2 separate regions of the Homo sapiens genome follow, and region 1 is linked to region 2. A link is a loop called in an ENCODE intact Hi-C map of the cell type or tissue named here. Cell type or tissue: endothelial cell of umbilical vein. All regions are shown on one strand. Links, peaks and the distances in the headings refer to the core of each region. The heading gives the core; the rest is flanking DNA. Region 1 overlaps COPG2 (coat protein complex I subunit gamma 2). Region 2 has its middle 24 kb from the start of CPA2.

Region 1 (9,303 bases), core at 915-8,914, 320 kb before region 2:
CCGGGAGTTCACAGCTCTGCCTTAGCCTTCACTTCCTGCTTTGTGCAGAGCCTCAGAGTCAAGCAAAGGTTAGAGAGCGGAGCTCTGTCAGGTCTTTAGTGGCTGTTTGCTTAGCCCTGCACATGCACATGACCTTCTGTATCCCCAGAAATATTTTAGAAATTTTCAAAGCCCCCTAAGGACATCTCATTTCTCAAATTTTCCTTTTAAGTTTTTTGGCCAGCCTCTTGTTTGCCCCTGCTAAAATTGCTGCTTCTGGCAGCTGCAAGATTAACCAAATACTACTGATTTTTTTGGACAAACTCCCTGGGCATAGGGCTTTTCATGCTGAATGAGCTCTTGAGTCAGGTGAAGTAAAGATTAGCCTGTGAATAGGGCTTTTCTAGGAGCACCAGACAGGTCACATAGTGACAGTTCTCTGGGGATGAGATTTTGGCCCAGAGCTGCTTTTGTAGCTAGGCTGCTGGCATTCACAGTTACTGTGGTTCTGAGGCTGCTGGTTTCCAAGACTGCTATGGAACTGGGAAGAGGTGCATGGAAATTGAGAATGAGTAGGTTAAAACACCAGAAACTTCACCATTTTTACTAAGATTCAGCTACTTTTCTTAAATAGATGTTCAGGATTGTTGCAAATCTTTGATTAATTTTTTAGAGTTCTGCAAAAGTTGATTTTGACAATTTTGCCAGTGTTCTAATTGCTTTGTGATGAAATGAATTTTTAGAAATCCCTCATCCACCATTCCAGAAGTGCCTCTCAATCTGCCTGTGCTTTTAATCCCTATGCATATTGCCTCTCTATTTGATATCTAAATAATGGCCTATAAATATTTATTGGCAGCCATGAAAGTCCACTGTTTGATTTCATTGAGAGCTGCTTGCGAAATAAACATGAAATGGTTATTTATGAAGCTGCTTCAGCTATCATCCATCTTCCTAACTGCACTGCAAGAGAGTTGGCACCTGCTGTTTCAGGTTTGTTTTATATTTGATGGCTGGCTTTTATGTTCCTAAGTTTTTGCTTTAAGTTTCATAGGTCTACAGAATAGGTATTAAGAATGTTTTCTGAACACTAGCTCTGTGTATATATAGCCTTTGCATTCTGATAGCTTATATGTAGATAGTTTATTTTAGTTGTTCCTTACTTTATTACTTTTTTTAATGTTTCTATTTCTCCATATAAAACTTTTGAAAGAATTTTATTTATATGTACATAGTTTATTAATAATAGTTCTTTATTGCTTTTTTTTAAAGTTTCTGTTTCCTCGTATGAAACTTTTGAAAACATTTTACAGTTTTCCTTGGTGTTTAAAAAGCCCATTTGTTTTCAGAACTGTCAATATTTCTACCATTTAGTTCAGGTATTAATGGGTATTCTAATTTTTTTTTAAAAAGAGCAAACTTTGTTTCTTATTTAAGTTTTTATAACTGACCAAAAGTGCTTTTTCTTTTTTTTTTTTCTTTTTTTTTTTTTTTTTTGAGACGGAGTCTCACTCTGTCACTGAGGCAGGAGTGCAGTGGCACGATAGCTCGGCTCACTGCAAGCTCTGCCTCCTGGGTTCACGCCATGCTTCTGCCTCAGCCTCCCGAGTAGCTGGGACTACAGGCGCCCCAAAAGTGCTTTTTCTATTTTGATGTTACATTTTTCATGTAAATTTTTGATGCTGTGATAAAATGTATGCATATTTTGAATGTGATTCATTATGTACTATATTTTCAGCTATATGGTATATGATGAGATAAGGAATATTCACAGCATATATAGGTAATAGTCACTGTATCTATATCTGTATTTTACTTCTTCAACTTTTCTATAGTTCTCTTAAGCCAGGAGTATTCACGGTATGTATATGTAATATTACTTAATGTTACATATTATTATTATTATTTTTTTTTAGTTCTTCAACTTTTCTGTAGTTCTCCTAAGCCAGCCTTGAGATATGCAGCTGTGAGGACCTTGAACAAGGTAGGTGTTTCTTTGCTAATTATTGACTTATATCAGTATTTAATTGAGAAACATTAAATGTGAAGCATTTGGTTTTCTCTCCAAGGTTAGTATATGTGATTTATGGGCTTCACCTCTACAACACTTCACTTGTATTTGTGGCCTTGAGTATGCTCATTTTTATTATTATTTAGCTGAAGATTATAACTCATTTCTGACTTCTAAGCATTTTATATTCAAGAGCCACACTGTCCAATATGGTGGCCATTAGCCACCAGTGGCTATTTCAATTTAAATTAATTAAAATAAAAAATTCAACCCTCAGTCACATGAGTCACACTTCTTGTACTCACAGCCACATGTGGTCAGTGGCTGTTGGACAGTGCAGATCTTGAACATTTCTGTCATTGAAGAAAGTTCTCTTGCACAGTGCTGGTCTACAGCAGCCCTGTCCAGTAGAAACCCACTGTGAATCACATATGTAATATTAAATTTCATAATAACCACATTAAAATTTTTAAGGTAAAATTAATTTTAATAGTATATTTTATCATAATACATATAATATGTCATCTCAACATGTAATAGATATTTTTACATATCTCAAGTTTTTGACATCCAGTATATTTACATTTACAGCATACTCAGTTTGGATTAGCCACCTTTCAAATGCCTGGTAGTCACATGTTGCTGTTGGCTATGTTATTAGACAGTATAGATTTAGAGGATATAATACAGAAACACAGAATAAATTAAATAAGCATAGAAAATGTAAATGAAAGTTAAATGTAATAGAAGACTTGTCATAGGCAATACATAATTATAAATTAATTGTGTAAACAGTCGAAGAAAAGAGAAGTTTAGAGCAGCCATGGAAGAAACCTTTATAGAACAACAATTTAAATGGTTTTTTATTTATTTATTTTTTTTGGAGACAGAGTCTCACTTTGTCTCCCAGGCTAGAGTGCAGTGGCACGATCTTGGCACACTGCAACCTCCGCCTCCCAGGTTCAAGCGATTCTCATGCCTCAGCCTCCCAAATAGCAGGGATCACAGGCACCTGCCACCACGTCCGGCTAATTTTTGTATTTTTAGTAGAGACAGGGTTTCGCCATGTTGGCCAGGCTGCTCTCAAACTCGTGACCTCAGGTGATCTGCCCACCTCGGCCTCCCAGAGTGCTGGGATTGCAGGTATGAGCCACCAAGCCTGGCCTAAATTGTTTTTAAAGAGTTGATACAGGTCTACAATCCCTCATCTCTAATCTTGGGGCCAGATGTGTCTCAGAATTTGCTTTTAGTTAAATTTTAGAAAGGTTATATGGTGTTATCTCTTATTTACTAACCCCAGTGGGCCTGGGGCAGCATCCCACCATTAAAAAACATTAATATTTTTGCACAAAACATATGACTATCCTTGTCAAGTGGTATAAATTAAGAATTAAAGAGTTTCGCATTAGTTTGGGTCATGTTTTGCTGTTAAATGGATTTTCATCCCAGTGCTCTGCTTTCCAGAGTGTTTTCAGATTTTCCAAATTGTGGGTAAGGGATTCCATACCAATATTGGGATAGACAAAGAGGTGGGACAACATCAACAAAAACAAGGATGCAGGAGAATGGCAGACCATGTAGTAACCATAGATAATGCAGTTTGGCTGGAGTTTGCGTCTTGAAATGCAGCAGTATTTTTTAACTGATAAGATATTAACAGTCTTTGTCGAGCACTGACTACTATGCTAGATCCTGTTGTCAGTACTCCTAACATCTAATAGAATAGACGTATATGAACACACGTACTATAAGGAAATACAGGCCAATTATAATTTTTTAAAAATGGTAATGTTAGAAAGGTTAGAGGAACCTAACAAAAGAGAGTACGATGCTATACTCTGGCCGTTGATCATTTATTAAAAGATATACCTTGTTAACTGGAGCCATTCTTTTTGTTTTTGAAGCAATTACTTTTAACTTATCCTGTCCTCTTTGGATTGCCACTTACCTCAATTAAAATTTAAGTTCTGGCCTTTATCAAAAGCAATTTGCTTAATTTTTTTTCTTGCCCTTCCACAAGGTGGCAATGAAGCACCCCTCTGCTGTTACTGCCTGCAATCTGGACTTAGAAAACTTAATCACAGACTCAAACAGAAGCATTGCTACCTTAGCCATTACTACACTCCTCAAAACAGGAAGTGAGAGCAGTGTGGACCGGCTCATGAAGCAGATATCTTCTTTTGTGTCTGAAATCTCAGATGAGTTCAAGGTAAGAGTTTAAACATGATCATATTTTCTCCCAGTCTGTTGGCTGCCTATTTATTTTCTTAACGGTATCATTTGAGAAGCAGAAGTTTTAAATTTTTATGAAGTCTAATTTATCAATTTTTTTCTTTCATAGTTATTACTGTTCCCTAAGAAACCTTTATCTACTTGTTTTCTCATGCTTTAGGCTAAATGCTTTATGGTTTTAGATTTTACATTTTAGGCAATGATCCAACTTGAATTACTGTTTGTTTGGTAAGTTCAGTATTTTTTCCATACCTATATCTACTGTATTCCACCATAATTTGTTGGAAAGACTTCCTTTTCCCTGTTGGAGTGCTTTGGCACCTTTGTCTACAAAGCAAATACCCATATATTTTAGGTATATTTTTGGGCTTTGTATTATGTTACTGAACTGTTTGTCAATCCAGTACCAGTACCACACTAATATTGATTAATGTAGCATTATGGTACCTCTTAAGTAGTGCGGTCTTCCAACTTTTTCTTTTTTAATATTCTGGTTCCTTTGCATTTCCTATGAAATTTAGGACCAATTTATCAATTTCTACTAAACAAGCCTGCTAGGATTATGACTGGGATTGTGTTGAATCTATAAATCAATTTGGGGAGAACTGACATCTTAACATTATTTTTCTATTTCATGAATATGGTATATCTCTCCCTTTAGATCTTCTTTAATTTCTCTGAGCAGTGTTTTGTAGTGTTTACTCTAGAGGTCTTGCAAATCTGTTGTTAAATTTATATCTAAATATTTTATGCTTTTGATATTTTATTAAAATTTTTATTTTATTGTTTACTATTAATGAAAAACTTTTAAAAAATACTTCTCCATATTAACTTGGTATCCTGTAACCTTGCTGAGTACTTTTACTGGTTCTAGTCATCATTATACGTATTCCTTGAGATTATCTATATAAATAATTGTGCCATTTGTGAATAGAGGCAGTTTTACTTCTTTATATCCAATCCAAATGCCTTTCCTTTGTTTTTCTTGCCTAATTAAAAAAGTACTTCCAGAACAGGGTTGAATAGAACTGGTGAGAGTATGTCAGAGATGATTTTAAAAAAATAAATAAATAAATTTCAGTTAAAAGAATAAAAGTAGAAACATTTTATTGCTTCATTCTTTTTTTATACTCAGTCAAGTAATATAACTAACCCTATTTACTCTCTACTTAGTATGCATCCAGACTTTTAAAAAACAAACTTTACCCATGTATTCAAGCAGACAGTTTTGTGCATCTGGTGTAGCAGTTGCTGTTCTAGTTTTTTCAAATTGCATTTGTAGGAGTGAGTTTTTTGCTAAAGACGTGTATTTGTTATTAAGATACCTTGGCTTTGATTTTGAGTGCCTGTGGTAGTGGGATCTTCGTATGACCTCTTGAGCAGTACACAGGGTCAGTGGTCTCTATGATTCCTCAGTGACTTAGGGTACAGGCATTAGTTGAGGTTGTGGTGAAGTTTAGCTGGGGATCTGGACACATAGTCAGTCAGTCTTTGGGCTCCAGTAGTGGCAGCAGTACACCAAATGTGCCTATTTTTAGGCCCAGCTTACACTGGCTCCAGTGTTTGTGGGTACTAGAGGGCTATCCTTGGGCCTCAAGGTGGCTTGCTAGAAAGAGATACTGAGAGCAGTGAGCTCAGTGTGTGAGTGGGTTCTCCGGCCCCTGGCAGCTGGGGTGGTGTGGGTGATGGGCAGTAGTGATGTTGGAGCAACCTACAGGGACACAAGCAGTCTTATGTTGGTGTTGGCAGAAGCTGCAATGGGTTGGGTAGGCTGCATTTTCCGCATTTTCTTTAGGATTTTTAGTCTTTTGTTTCCTTAATTTTTTTGTATATTCAGGATATTAGCTCTTTATCTGTGAAAGATGTTATGAATATCTTCTCCCGGTTTGTCATTTGTCTTTTGACTTTTCTTATGATGTCTTTGGACATGCAAAAGTGTTATTTTTTTTAGGTAGTCATATTTGCCAACCTTTTATTTTATTTGACTTTGAATTCATAATTAAAAATTATATTCCCTTCAAATTTTAGAGTAATTCACTCATGTTCTCTTCTAATACATTTATAGTTTCATATTTTACATTTAGATCTCTGGTCCATTGAATTTTTTTATTATATATGCTATAAACAGATTCAATCTTATCCTTTTCCATTGACTACACAGTTAGTTGCCCCCCAAAATTCTATTTAAAGCCAGGTGTGGTAGCTCACACCTTTAATCCCAGCACTTTGGGAGGCCAAGGCAGGGGCATCGCTTGAGTCCAGGAGTTCAAGACCAGCCTGGGCAACATAGTGAGACCCTGTCTCTACAAAAAAATACAAAAATTAGTCAGACATGGTGGTGCACACCTATAATCCCAGTTACTTGGGAGGCTGAGGTGGGAGGATCACTTGAGCCTGGGAGGTTGGGGCTGCAGTGAGCTGTGATCATATTGCACTCTGTCCTGGGCAACAGAGCAAGATCTTCTGTATTAGTATGTTGTCACACTACTATAAAGAAACACCTGAGACTGTGTAATTTATAAAGAAAAGAGGTTTAATTGGCTCACAGTTCTGCAGGCTGAACAGGAAGCATGGCAGCATCTGCTTCTGGGGCAGCCTCAGGGAGCTTTTACTCACAGTGGAAGGCAAAACAGGAGCAGACGTCTTACATGGCAGGAGCATGACCAAGGGGGGTGTGGAGGAGTGTTACACACTTTTAAATGACCAGATCTCACAAGAACTTACTATCACAAGAACAGCACCAGCAGGGAAATCCGCCCCCATGATCCAGTCACCTCCCACCAGGCCCCACCTCCAACACTGGCGATTACAATTCAACATGAGATTTGGTTGGGGGCACAGATCCAAACCACATTACCTTATCTAAAAAAAAATTATTTTAATTTTTTCTGTAGACGGGAAAGCTGAAAGAAAATTTTTAAGACCGTCTTTGCCCCAGTAATTTCAGACATCATCTTTATCATATGTACTTGAGTTTGTATGTTCATACAAACTCAAAAAAGTTGCGTATGTACTTGAGTCTGTTTCTGGAGTGTCTTTTCTACTTATATATTGGTCTGTTTATTCATATACTACTGCTATACTCTGTTCTAAATATAGAAGCTTTGTAGGATGCTTAGCCCTCCATCATAGTTCTTTATTTTCATTGTTTTCCTGGCTATTCTTGCATGATTTTTTTTTTTTTTTTTTTTTGAGATGGAGTTTCATTCTTGCTGCCCAGGCTGGAGTGCAACGGCGTGATCTCTGCTCACTCTGCAACCTCCCCCTCCCAGGTTCAAGCGATTCTCCTGCCTCAGCCTCCCAAGTAGCTGGGATTACAGGCACCCGCCACCCGCCACCATGCCCAGCTAATTTTTTATATCTTTAGTGGAGACGAGGTTTCACCACGTTGGCCAGGCTGTTCTCGAGCTCCTGACCTCAGGTGATCCACCCGCCTCGACCTCCCAAAGTGCTGGAATTACAGGCATGAGCCACCATGCCCAGCCACATGTTTATTTTTCTAATGAACTTTAGTATCAAGTTGTCTAGCTTCATAAAAAACCCTGTTGACATTTTCTGTTGGGATCACGTTAAATTCATAAGTTAGGGGAGAATACATATCCTGATGATGTTGGAACATCCTAAGAACAAGGATGTCTTTTAATTTGTTCAAATCTGCTTTTATGCCTTTCAAGAATGTTTTATAAAAAATATTTTTATATTAGTTTTGAATGGTTTTAAAATGCTTATTTCTAAATAACTTACCTTTTTCATTGCTATTATAAATGTTTTTTATTCCATTTTATCTTCTACCTGGTTATCATTTATGTATATGAATATTACTGGTTTTGCATGTTAATTTTATATCCTGCTACCTTGGTGAATTATCGAGTTAGTTTTATTATTCATTCTCTAGGGTTTTCATATATACCATCATGTCATCTAAAAATAAAGATATTTTTGTTTGTTTTGTCTTCTCCGATTCTTGTTTCTTTGTTTTCCCTTATCTAATTGCATTGGCTAATATCTCCAGAATAATGCTAAATAATTGTGGAGATAGTGGCATCCTTGCATCACTTCTGACCTCAATGGGAATGCCTTTCAGGGTTCCATATTAAGTAATATGCTGTCATTAGGATTGAAGTATATATGTTTATGTTATGGACATATCCATCTGTTCCTTTTTTTTTCAAGAATGTTTATTAGGAATGGATGTTGGATTTTATCAAAGCCTTTTCAGCATTTTGGATATAATCCTTTGACTCATGAATGTGATGTTATTTTATCAATTTTCTAATGCTGAACCATCTTTACATTCTTGATAAAACCCATTTCATCATGGTGCATTATTTCTTTAAGGTAGTGTTAGAATCTATTAACTAATATATTTCTTAGAATTTTTACATCGGTATTTATAAATGATTTTAGTCTGTAATTTTTCTTTCTGTACATATATACCATCTTTATTAGGCTTAAGTATCATTGCTTCATACAAACATTATGGAGATTTTCTTTCATTTTCTATGCTCTGAAACTGTATATATGGATTTGGGGTTATCCGATTGTTGGTAGACAATTCTAAATTCTCCATGAGTCTCTTCTCATTTCTGCACATCTTGCAAGTTAGGCGCTAACTGCCCTCTGTTTCCTGCTACCATAACTGTATTCCCTTTCTATAATACAAGACATCTTCTAGCCTTAGAAGATAGAGATCATGTCTCCCTCTAAAGGAAAGGGAAGATTTCCTTGCAGCCCCAGGAAATACTAATAGTATTTAGAGCAAAAAGCCCTCTGGAGCAAAAAGTAAACATGTTTATGGTCCAATATAATAATGTTTTCCTTCGGAAAAAAGGACAGGCATACTTACTCCCCACTGTAAAATGTTCAGGTTCCATCCTTAGGGTTCTTATTCAGTAATGCAGCCTACTGCAAGACCAGGTATTATCTGGCTCTCTTTGCATTGCACTTTGGGAATTGGGGCTCAGGAGACCCACCCCAAAATGCTCACACTCTGGCTACTGCTACTGCTGTGAGTAGTTAACTGTCTTTCATCGCTGAGCCAGGAGTCTCTTGTTTTCTACCAGCATCCATGAAATTGTGAC
Region 2 (9,303 bases), core at 328-8,327:
CAAAAATTACAAAAATTAGCCAGGCGTGGTGGCAAGCACCTGTGGTCCCAGCTACTTGGGAGGCTGAGGTAAGAGGATCCCTTGAGTCTAGGAGGTCGAGGCTCCAGTGAGCCATGGGCGTACCACTGCACTCCAGCCTGGGTGACAGAGAGAGACATTGTCTCCAAAAAAAAAAAGAAAGGAAGGAAAGAAAAGGAAAGGAAAGGAAAGCAAAGGAAAGAAAGGAAAGAGAAAGAAGGAAGGAAGGAAGGAAGGGAGGAAGGAAGGAAGGAAGGATACTAAGAAATTCAAAGATGTGAAAAGATATTCACAGAATATTAAATTGTTTGGGGTTTTGTTGTTTTTAACTTTTAAGTTCAGGGGTTGATGTGCAGGTTTGTTAAATAGGTAGACTCGTGTCATGGGGGTTTGTTGTACAGATTATTTTGTCACCTAGGTATTAAGCCTAGTACTCATTAGTTATTTTTCCTGATCCTCTCCCTTTTCGCACCCTCCAACCTCCAGTAGGCCCCAGTGTTCTCTTCTATGTGCCATATGTTCTCATCATTTAGTTTCCACTTATTAAATATAAGTGAGAACATGAGGTATTTGGTTTTCTGTTCCTGCAGTAGTTTGCTAAGGATTATGGCCTCTAGCTCAATCCAAGTTCCTGCAAAGGACATGATCTCATTCTTTTTTCTGGCTGCATAGTATTCCATGGTGTATATGCACCACATTTTCTTTATCCAGTCTGCCACTGATGGGCATTTAGGTTGATTTTGTGTCTTTGCTATTGTGAATAGTGCTGCAATGAGCATGCAAATGCATGTCTTTATGATAAATGATTTCTATTCCTTTGGGTATATACCCAATAATGGGATTGCTGGGTTGAATGGTAGTTCTGTTTTTAGCTCTTTGAAGAATCGCCACAGTGCTTTCTACAATGGTCGAACTAATTTACACTCCCACCAACAATGTATAAGTGTTCCTTTTTCTCCACAACTTTGCCAGCATCTGTTATTTTTTGACTTTTTAGTAATAGCCATTCTGACTGGTGTGAGATGGTATCTCATTGTAGCTTTGATTTGCATTTCTCTAATGGTCAGTGATGCTGAGCTTTTTTTCATATGCTTGTTGCCTACATGTAGGTCCTCTTTTGAGAAGTGTCTGTTCATGTCCTTTGCCCACTTTTTAATGGGTTTTTTTTTCTTGTAAATTTGTATAAGTTCTTTATAGATGCCGGATATTAGACCTTTGTCAGATGCATAGTTTGCAAAATTTTTCTCCTATTCTGTAGGTTGTCTGTTTATTGATAGTTTCTTTTGCTGTGCAGGAGCTCTTTAATTTAATTAGATCCCATTGTCAATTTATTTCTTTTCTTTGTTAATCAATAAGGCTTCCAGTCAATGTCATTTTTTGTTTTTGTTGCAATTGCTTTTGGCATCTTCATCACGAAACCTTTGCCCGTTTCAACATCCAGAATGGTATTGACTAGGTTGTCTTCCAGAGTTCTTACAGTCTGGGATTTTACACTGAAGTCTTTAACCCGTCTTGAGTTGATTTTTGTATATGGTGTAAGGAAAGGGTCCAGTTTCAATCTTCTGCATATGGTTAGTCAGTTCTCCCAGCACCATTTATTAAATAGAGGGTCCTTTCCCCATTGCTTGTTTTTGTCAGCTTTGTCGAAGATTAGATGGCTGTAGGTATGTGGCCTTATTTCTGGGCTCTCTATTCTGTTCCATGGGTCTATGTATCTGTCTTTGTAAGTACCATGCTGTTTTGGTTACTGTAGACCTGTAGTATAAAGTCAGGTAGCATGATGCCTCCAGCTTTGTTCTCTTTGCTTAGGGTTGCCTTAGCTATTCAGGCTCTTTTTTGGTTCAATATGAATTTTAAAACAGTTTTTTGCTAATTCTGTGAAGAATGTCATCAGTAGTTTGACAGGAATAGCATTAAATCTATAAATTGCTTTGGGCAGTATGGCCATCTTAACAATGTTAATTCTTGCTATCCATGAACTTGGAATGTTTTTCCATTTGTTTGTGTCATCTCTGATTTCTTTGAGCTGTATTTTGTAGTTCTCATTGTAGAGATCTTTCACCTCCCTGGTTAGGTGTATTTCTAGGTATTTTATTCTTTCTGTGGCAATTGTGAATGGGATTGCATTCCTGATTGGCTCTCAGATTGACTGTTGTTGGTGTATAGGAATGCTACTGATTTTTTGTACATTGATTTTGTATCCCAAGACTTTGCTGAAGTTGTTTATCAGCTTAAGGAGCTTTTGAGCTGAGACCATGGGGTTTTCTAGACATAGGATCATGTCACCTGCAAACAGGGATATTTTGACTTACTCTCTTTCTATGTGGATGCCCATTATTTCTTTCTCTTGCCTGATTGCTCTGGCCAGGACTTCCAATACTATATTGAATAGGAGTGATGAGAGAGGTCATAGAGAAAAATCTACCAAGCAAACAGAAAACAGAAAAAAGCAGAGGTTGCAATCCTAACTTCAGACAAAACAGACTTTAAACCAGCAAAGATCAAAAAGACAAAGATGGGCATTACATATTGGTAAAGGGTTAAATTCAACAAGAAGACCTAACTCTCTTAAATATATATGCGCCCAACATAGGAGCACCCAGATTCATAAAGTAAGTTCTTAGAGACCTTCAAAGAGACTTAGACTCCCACACAATAATAGCGGGGAATTTTAACACTCCACTGACAGTATTGGATCACCCAGGCAAAAAATTAACAGAGATATTCAGAACCTAAACTCAGCACAGGATCAAACAGACCTGATAGACATCTACGGAACTCTCTACCCCAAAAACAACAGAATATACATTCTTCTCATTGCCACATGGCACATACTCTAAATTCAATTACATAATCAGATGTAAAAGACTCCTCAGCAAATACAAAGGAACTGAAATCATAACAACCACTCTCTCAGACCACAGTGCAATTAAAATAGAATTCAAGACTAAGAAAATAGCTTAAAATTACACAATTGCATGGAAATTGAATAATCTGCTCCTGAATGATTTTTGGGTAAATAATGAAATTAAGCAGAAATCTAGAAGTTCTTTGAAACTAATGAGACCAAAGATACAACACACCAGAATCTCTGGGACACAGCTAAGGCAATGTTAAGAGGAAAATGTATAGCACTAAATGCCCACATCAAAAAGTTAGAAAGATCTCAGTTTAACAACCTAACATCACAACTAAAAGAACTAGAGAACCAAGAGTAAATCAACCCCAAAGCTAGCAGAAGACAACAAATAACCAAAATCAAAGCTAAGCTGAAGGATATTGAGACTTGAAAAACCAAAAAAGATCCAAATAAAAGAAATTAGAAAAGGCAAAGGGGATATTACCACCGACGCCACAGAAATACAAACAACAATCAGAGAATATTATGAACACCTCTGTGTACACAAACTAGAAAATCTAGAAGAAATAGATAAATTCCTGGACACATACACCCTCCCAAGACCGAACCAGGAAGAAATTGGATCCCTGAACAGACCAATAACTAGCTCTGAAATTGAATCAGTGATAAATAGACTACCAACCAAAAAAAGCCCAGGACCAGATGGATTCACAGCCAGATTCTACCAGATGTACAAAGAAGAGCTGGTCCATTCCTACTGAAATTATTCCAAAAAATTGAGGAGGAGGGACTCCTCCCTAATTCATTCTATGAGGCCAGCATCATACTGAAACCAAAACTTGGCAGAGAAACAACAAAAAACGAAACTTCAGGCCAGATGAACATCAATGCAAAAATCCTCAACAAAATACTGGCAAACCAAATCCAGCAACACACCAAAAAGCTTATCCACTACAATCAAGCAGGCTTTATCCCTGGGATGCAAGGTTAGTTTAACATATGCAAATCAGAAAATGTGATTCATTACATAAACAGAACTTAAAGACAAAAATTATATGGTCATCTCAATAGATGCAGAAAAGGCTTTTGATAAAATTCAGCACCCCTTCATATTAAAAACTCTCAATAAGCTAGGTATTAAAGGCACATATCTCAAATAATAAGAGTCATCTATGATAAACCTACAGCCAACATTATATACTGAATGGGCAAAAGCTAGACGCATTCCCCTTGAAACCCAGAATTAGACAAAAAAAATTTTAAGGAGCTTATAAAACAAAACATGTATTCAAAATGATTATTATTTTGGAAGGAAATACACCAAAAAGTTAACTCAGGGATTTGGCTATACAAATTGCTAAAAATTCTGTGTGGTAAACAGCAATTTTAATTTTCTTTTTTTATTATTTAAAAAAAATAGAGATGGGGTCTCACTATGTTGCTCAGGCTTGTTTCAAACTCCCGGCCTCAAATGATTCTTCTGCCTTAGCCTCCCAAAGTGTTGGGATTACAGGCATGAGCCACCACACTTGGCCAATTTTCTTCATTTTGTTTATAATTTAAGTAGAAAGAAAGTAAAGGTCAAATCTCCTACTGAAGTGATAAGGGAAACCACAGATTCACAGCATATTTTCTTATACATTGATTCCATCCTGGCTTGGCTTTCTAGCCTGGCTTTCCTTTTGATCTATGAGTTTGTGATTTGGGTTCACCCTAACAGTCCATTTTCCCACTCATCCATCATCTTTTGGGTTCCCCGGAGCCAACCACCCTGGTGGCTCTCTGCTGCCCCCTCCTGCCCCCAGCAGACAACCACTGTGTCAGTCCCCTGGTCCCAAGGTACACCGGGTTCCCGCCTTGTACCAAAGACAATCTTGAGTCTAAAATTCCATCATACAAATTCTTTTTTATATTAAGTCAGTTGGGAAGAACAAATAGATTCCACAAATAATTTGCTGTCTGCAACACCAAAATCCCTCCACGTATATTAACTATTTGTCCTGCTCAGGAGGAGGTAAATAGGGCCATCCATGGCCATGTTGTGAAGGTGTGTCTTTTCACCCTTAATCAGTGTGCTGCTCATGATGATCTCAGTCCCAGATCTATGAATGAGTTCTTCATTTATGGCGTTCCTACTGTGTAACAGGCACTGTTAAGTCATAGAGCCCTGAAGATGAGTAAGAGATTGTATCTGCCTGGAGCTCAATGTCTAGACCACAGCTGTACAGTGGAATGTTCTATATCTACACTCCCCAATGCTGTAGCCACCAGCCACTTGTGGCTATGGAGTACCTGAAATGTGCAAGTGTGACTGGTCACACTAGTGACGTTTTAAATTAATTTTAACTTACATTTAAAAACTGAAGCAGAGTGAAATATTTTTCCTTTAAATGCATACATACCTTATTGTTTTGGTAGGACAACATTTTAACTGTTGAAAATTTAGCACTCAAATTGAAATATGCTGTAAGTAGAACACACACCAGATTTAAAAGACTTAGTGTGGAAATTAGAATGTAAAATATCTCATTAATAATTTTTATATCCATTACATGTTCACATGATAATATTTTGGATATATTGGGTTAATAAAATATAGTATTAAAATTAATTGCACCTGCTCTTTTTAAAATGTAGTTACTAGAAAATTTAAAGTTACATATGTAGCTTGCAATAAATTTCTATTGGAGAGCATTGGTCTAGAGGGAAAAAAATGATATCTGCACAGTCTACTTGTATCATAATAGGTTCCTGGAAATGCATAGGAAAGCCTAATGCATAAAAATTAAACAATAGGGCCGGGCGCAGTGGCTCACACCTGTAATCCCAGCACTTTGGGAGGCCGAGGCCAGTGGATCACCTTAGGTCAGGAGTTTAAGACCAGCATGGCCAACATGGCGAAACCCCATCCCTACTAAAAATACAAAAATCAGCCGGGTGCAGTGGCGCATGCCTGTAATCCCAGCTACTCGGGAGGCTGAGGCAAGAGAATCACTTGAACCCAGAAGGCGGAGGTTGCGGTGAGCCAAGATCAAGCCACCACACTCCAGCCTGGGCTACAGAGCGAGACTCCATCTCAAAAAAATAAATAAATAAAAATAAACAATAGACTTACCTGATATAACAGGGTGAGGTAGTTGCTTCTCAAGAGCTAGACAAAAATCATAAAATTCCCAGTTTCAACCAGCATTAAATAATAACCTTTTATCTCAACTGTAAAAGTAATTCACGTGGCATATTGACAATTACAATATTATAGACATTACTAAGAAAGTTAAAATATTCCTAGAGATAATTAACAGTTTGATCTATATAAAGGCATATTGTTGTTATTGGTTACTTTTTTTTTCTTTCTTTTTTTTTTTTTTTTTTGAGACAGAGTCTTGCTCTGTCGCCAGGCTGGAGGGCAGTGGCACGATCTCAGCTCACTGCAACCTCCACCTCCCTGGTTCAAGTGATTCTCCTGACTCAGCCTCCTGAGTAGCTGGGATTACAGGCGCCCACCATCACACCCAGCTAATTTTTGTATTTTTAGTAAAGATGGGGTTTTACCATGTTGGTTATTTTTCTCTGTGTGGGATTACACTGTATTTTGGGGAGAGCTCAATTGTATTCCACTATGTGAGTATACTGTATTTAACCAATCCCTTATTTACTGCACTCAATTTTTCACTATTTCAAAGTATCTTAAAAAGAATATTCATGTATATGCTGTTAAATAAAATTTGTGGGAGGTCCTTGTTTTGGACTGAGCTCCTGCCCTAGGCCCCAACAGACCAGACCAAACCAGAATGGCGTCACTCATGCTAGGTGCCACATAATCAAACTAAATTTAGAAACCAGCTGGTTTTCCAAAGAACAAGAGATTCACAGCATTTAATCCAAAGGGGCCAGTCAACCTGAGTTGGCATGATATGAAAATCCCCTCTGCTTTAACCCTATAAGGAAAGTAACTTTGAAATGATCAATGCACTTTTTCCTCCTTGTTTTTGCTCTTTTCAGCCTTTTTCTGCCTACATAACCAACCCTCTCTGCTTGGCTCTCACCAAAGCACCTTTCTGTTTCATAGATGAGATGCTGCCCAATTCATAAATCACTAATAAAAGCCGATCAGATTTTTAAAGCTCTATTTGGTGAAATATTGTTCCTTGACAGTACCTTTGTGTGCTTTTATTTTTTTCTGCTTCTAAAATAATATTTTCATAGTAAAACCATTCAAACATCACTGAAAAATATAACCCCCCAAAAAATGATTATTGTCCCCCTCTCCTGTCTCAATCTGTACCTCTGATGATAGCAGTTGGGGCTGGGCACGGTGGCTCACACCTGCAATCCCAGCACTTTGGGAGGCCTAGGTTAGTGGATCACCTGAGGTCAGGAGTTCGAGACCAGCCTAACCAATATGGTGAAACCCTGTCTCTACTAAAAATACAAAAATTAGCCTGGCGTGGTGGCGTGCGCCTGTAGTCCCAGCTACTCAAGAGACTGAGACAGAATTTCTTGAACACAGGAGGTGGAGGTTGCAGTGAGCCCAGATCGTGCCACTGCACTCCAGCCTGGGCGACAGAGTGAGACTTCATCTCTAAATAGATAGATAGATGATAGATAGATAGAGAGATAGATAGATAGATAGATAGGTAGATAGATAGATAAATAGCAGTTGGAAGTATATTTCACCAGAATTTTTTTCTGTGTATATATTAACCAGCTTATCCTTTTAAAATAGACTATACATATGGTCCAATTTACTTTTTAACTTAAAAATATTTGGACACCTTTCCATGTCAATACATATACTTAGGCTACCAATAAATTATCATCAATAAGAAACCAGTTAAATTATGTTATAGCTGTACAATGGTACTATGCAGCCATTAAAAAGAAACGCGATAGATCTTTTTTACTTTTGTTTTTAGAGACAGGGCTTCACTCTGTTATCCAGGCTGGAATGCAGTGATGTTGATCATAACTCACTGCAGCCTCCAACTCCTGGGCTCAAGTGATCCTCCTGCCTCAGCCTCCCAAATACTTGGGACTACAGGCGTGCATCATCACACCCAGCTAATTTTTGTATTTTTTGTAGAGATGGGGTATTGCCATGTTACCCAGGCTAGTCTCAAACTCCTGGACTCAACCAATCCTCCTGCCTTGGCCTCCCAAAAAAGTGCTGGAATTACAGGCATCAACCACAATGCCCAGCTGAGATAGATCTTTATGAACTAACATTGAATGATGTATAAAATATATTTGTAAGGAAAAAAAGGCAAGCTGTTGAATAGTGTATGTTACAGTTTAACTTTTGTAGAAGAAAAAATATTTATCCAGTTATCCTTGGATCTCAAATCTATTTCTAAATTGAGACACCAAGAGATAAAGTTTGAGAACTGAATTCAGATAGTGAAGGATATTAGTTTTTGCAATGTATTCAGCTTATACGTTTTAAATAGCACATAGTGAGCATTTGGATGAGGATAAATTGTATCTCAAAATATTTATCTGAATCTAGTTATAAGATTTGGAAAGCTTAAATTCATATTACTGCATGTATTTATGTACAAAAATGGTCCGGAAATAATATGCATTAAACTGTTAGTAGTAATTATATTTGGGGGTGGAATTTTCTTTCTAATTTAACATAACCATTTTATTTGAATTTCTTACAATGCACATGGGTGCTTCTAATCAGAAAACAACATAACACAAATGTCAGTTTTGAAAAACAGACTCAGAATCTGGAAACCTAAGCACAGACAATACTATAGTGAATGTCCTTAGCTGTGTATCTAATTTTTTGTGTATGCTACTAAAAGGATATTTCTGTTGGACAAATTCTTTTTTTTTTTTTTTTGAGATGGAGTCTCACTCTGTTGGTGCAGGCTGGAGTGCAGTGGTGCGATCTTGGCTTACTGCAACCTCCACCTCCTTGACTCAAGCAATTCTCCTGCCTCAGCCTCCTAAATAGCTGAGATTACAGGCACCCACCACCACACCTGGCTAATTTTTGTATTTTTGCTTTTGTTAGAGATGAGGATTCATTACATTGGCCAGACTGGTCTCAAACTCCTGACCTCAAGTGATCTGCCCACCTCGGCCTCCCAAAATGCTGGGATTACAGGCATGAGCCACCACGCCGGCATGGTGGACAAATTCTGAATAGTGGAATTGCTGGGTCACAGAGTGTGTGAACATTTTTAGTATTCCTAGACTGCCTTCCAAAGAAATTATAACAATTTTCTTTCCTACCAGCAATGCTTTTGAGAGGACATCTTCCTGATACTGGTATCATCAAAAATTGGATCTATGCCAATCTAAAATAAGAAAAATATTTCATTATTTTATATTTATTTGTAAAGTTGACCATTTTTCATGTATTTATTAGTTATTTGGAATTCCTCTTCCATGAACTTTCTATTCATATATTCTGA

The links. A loop is a pair of places that touch in the nucleus more often than their neighbours do. Peaks named below come from ENCODE experiments on the same cell type or tissue, not always from the same donor. Only the 100,000 strongest peaks of a DNase experiment are listed, where the experiment ranks them.
Region 1: it touches region 2 in a loop (10-fold over the local background); 20 of 110 quality-filtered maps call a loop at or near these places.

What each region holds. Positions count from the first base shown.
Region 1 is chr7:130,555,929-130,565,231 of GRCh38, reverse strand. COPG2 (coat protein complex I subunit gamma 2) reads left to right here. Exons shown (of 24, transcript NM_012133.6): 10 at 839-972; 11 at 1,896-1,963; 12 at 4,011-4,199. Among named protein-coding and RNA genes, the nearest start is that of COPG2IT1, 17 kb to the right of the region's middle. In endothelial cell of umbilical vein, for the core only: no CTCF peak of the experiment used is centred there; a DNase peak (open chromatin) is centred at 4,061.
Region 2 is chr7:130,238,098-130,247,400 of GRCh38, reverse strand. No RefSeq gene overlaps it. Among named protein-coding and RNA genes, the nearest start is that of CPA2, 24 kb to the left of the region's middle. In endothelial cell of umbilical vein, for the core only: a CTCF peak has its summit at 4,668 (motif pointing left); a DNase peak (open chromatin) is centred at 4,660.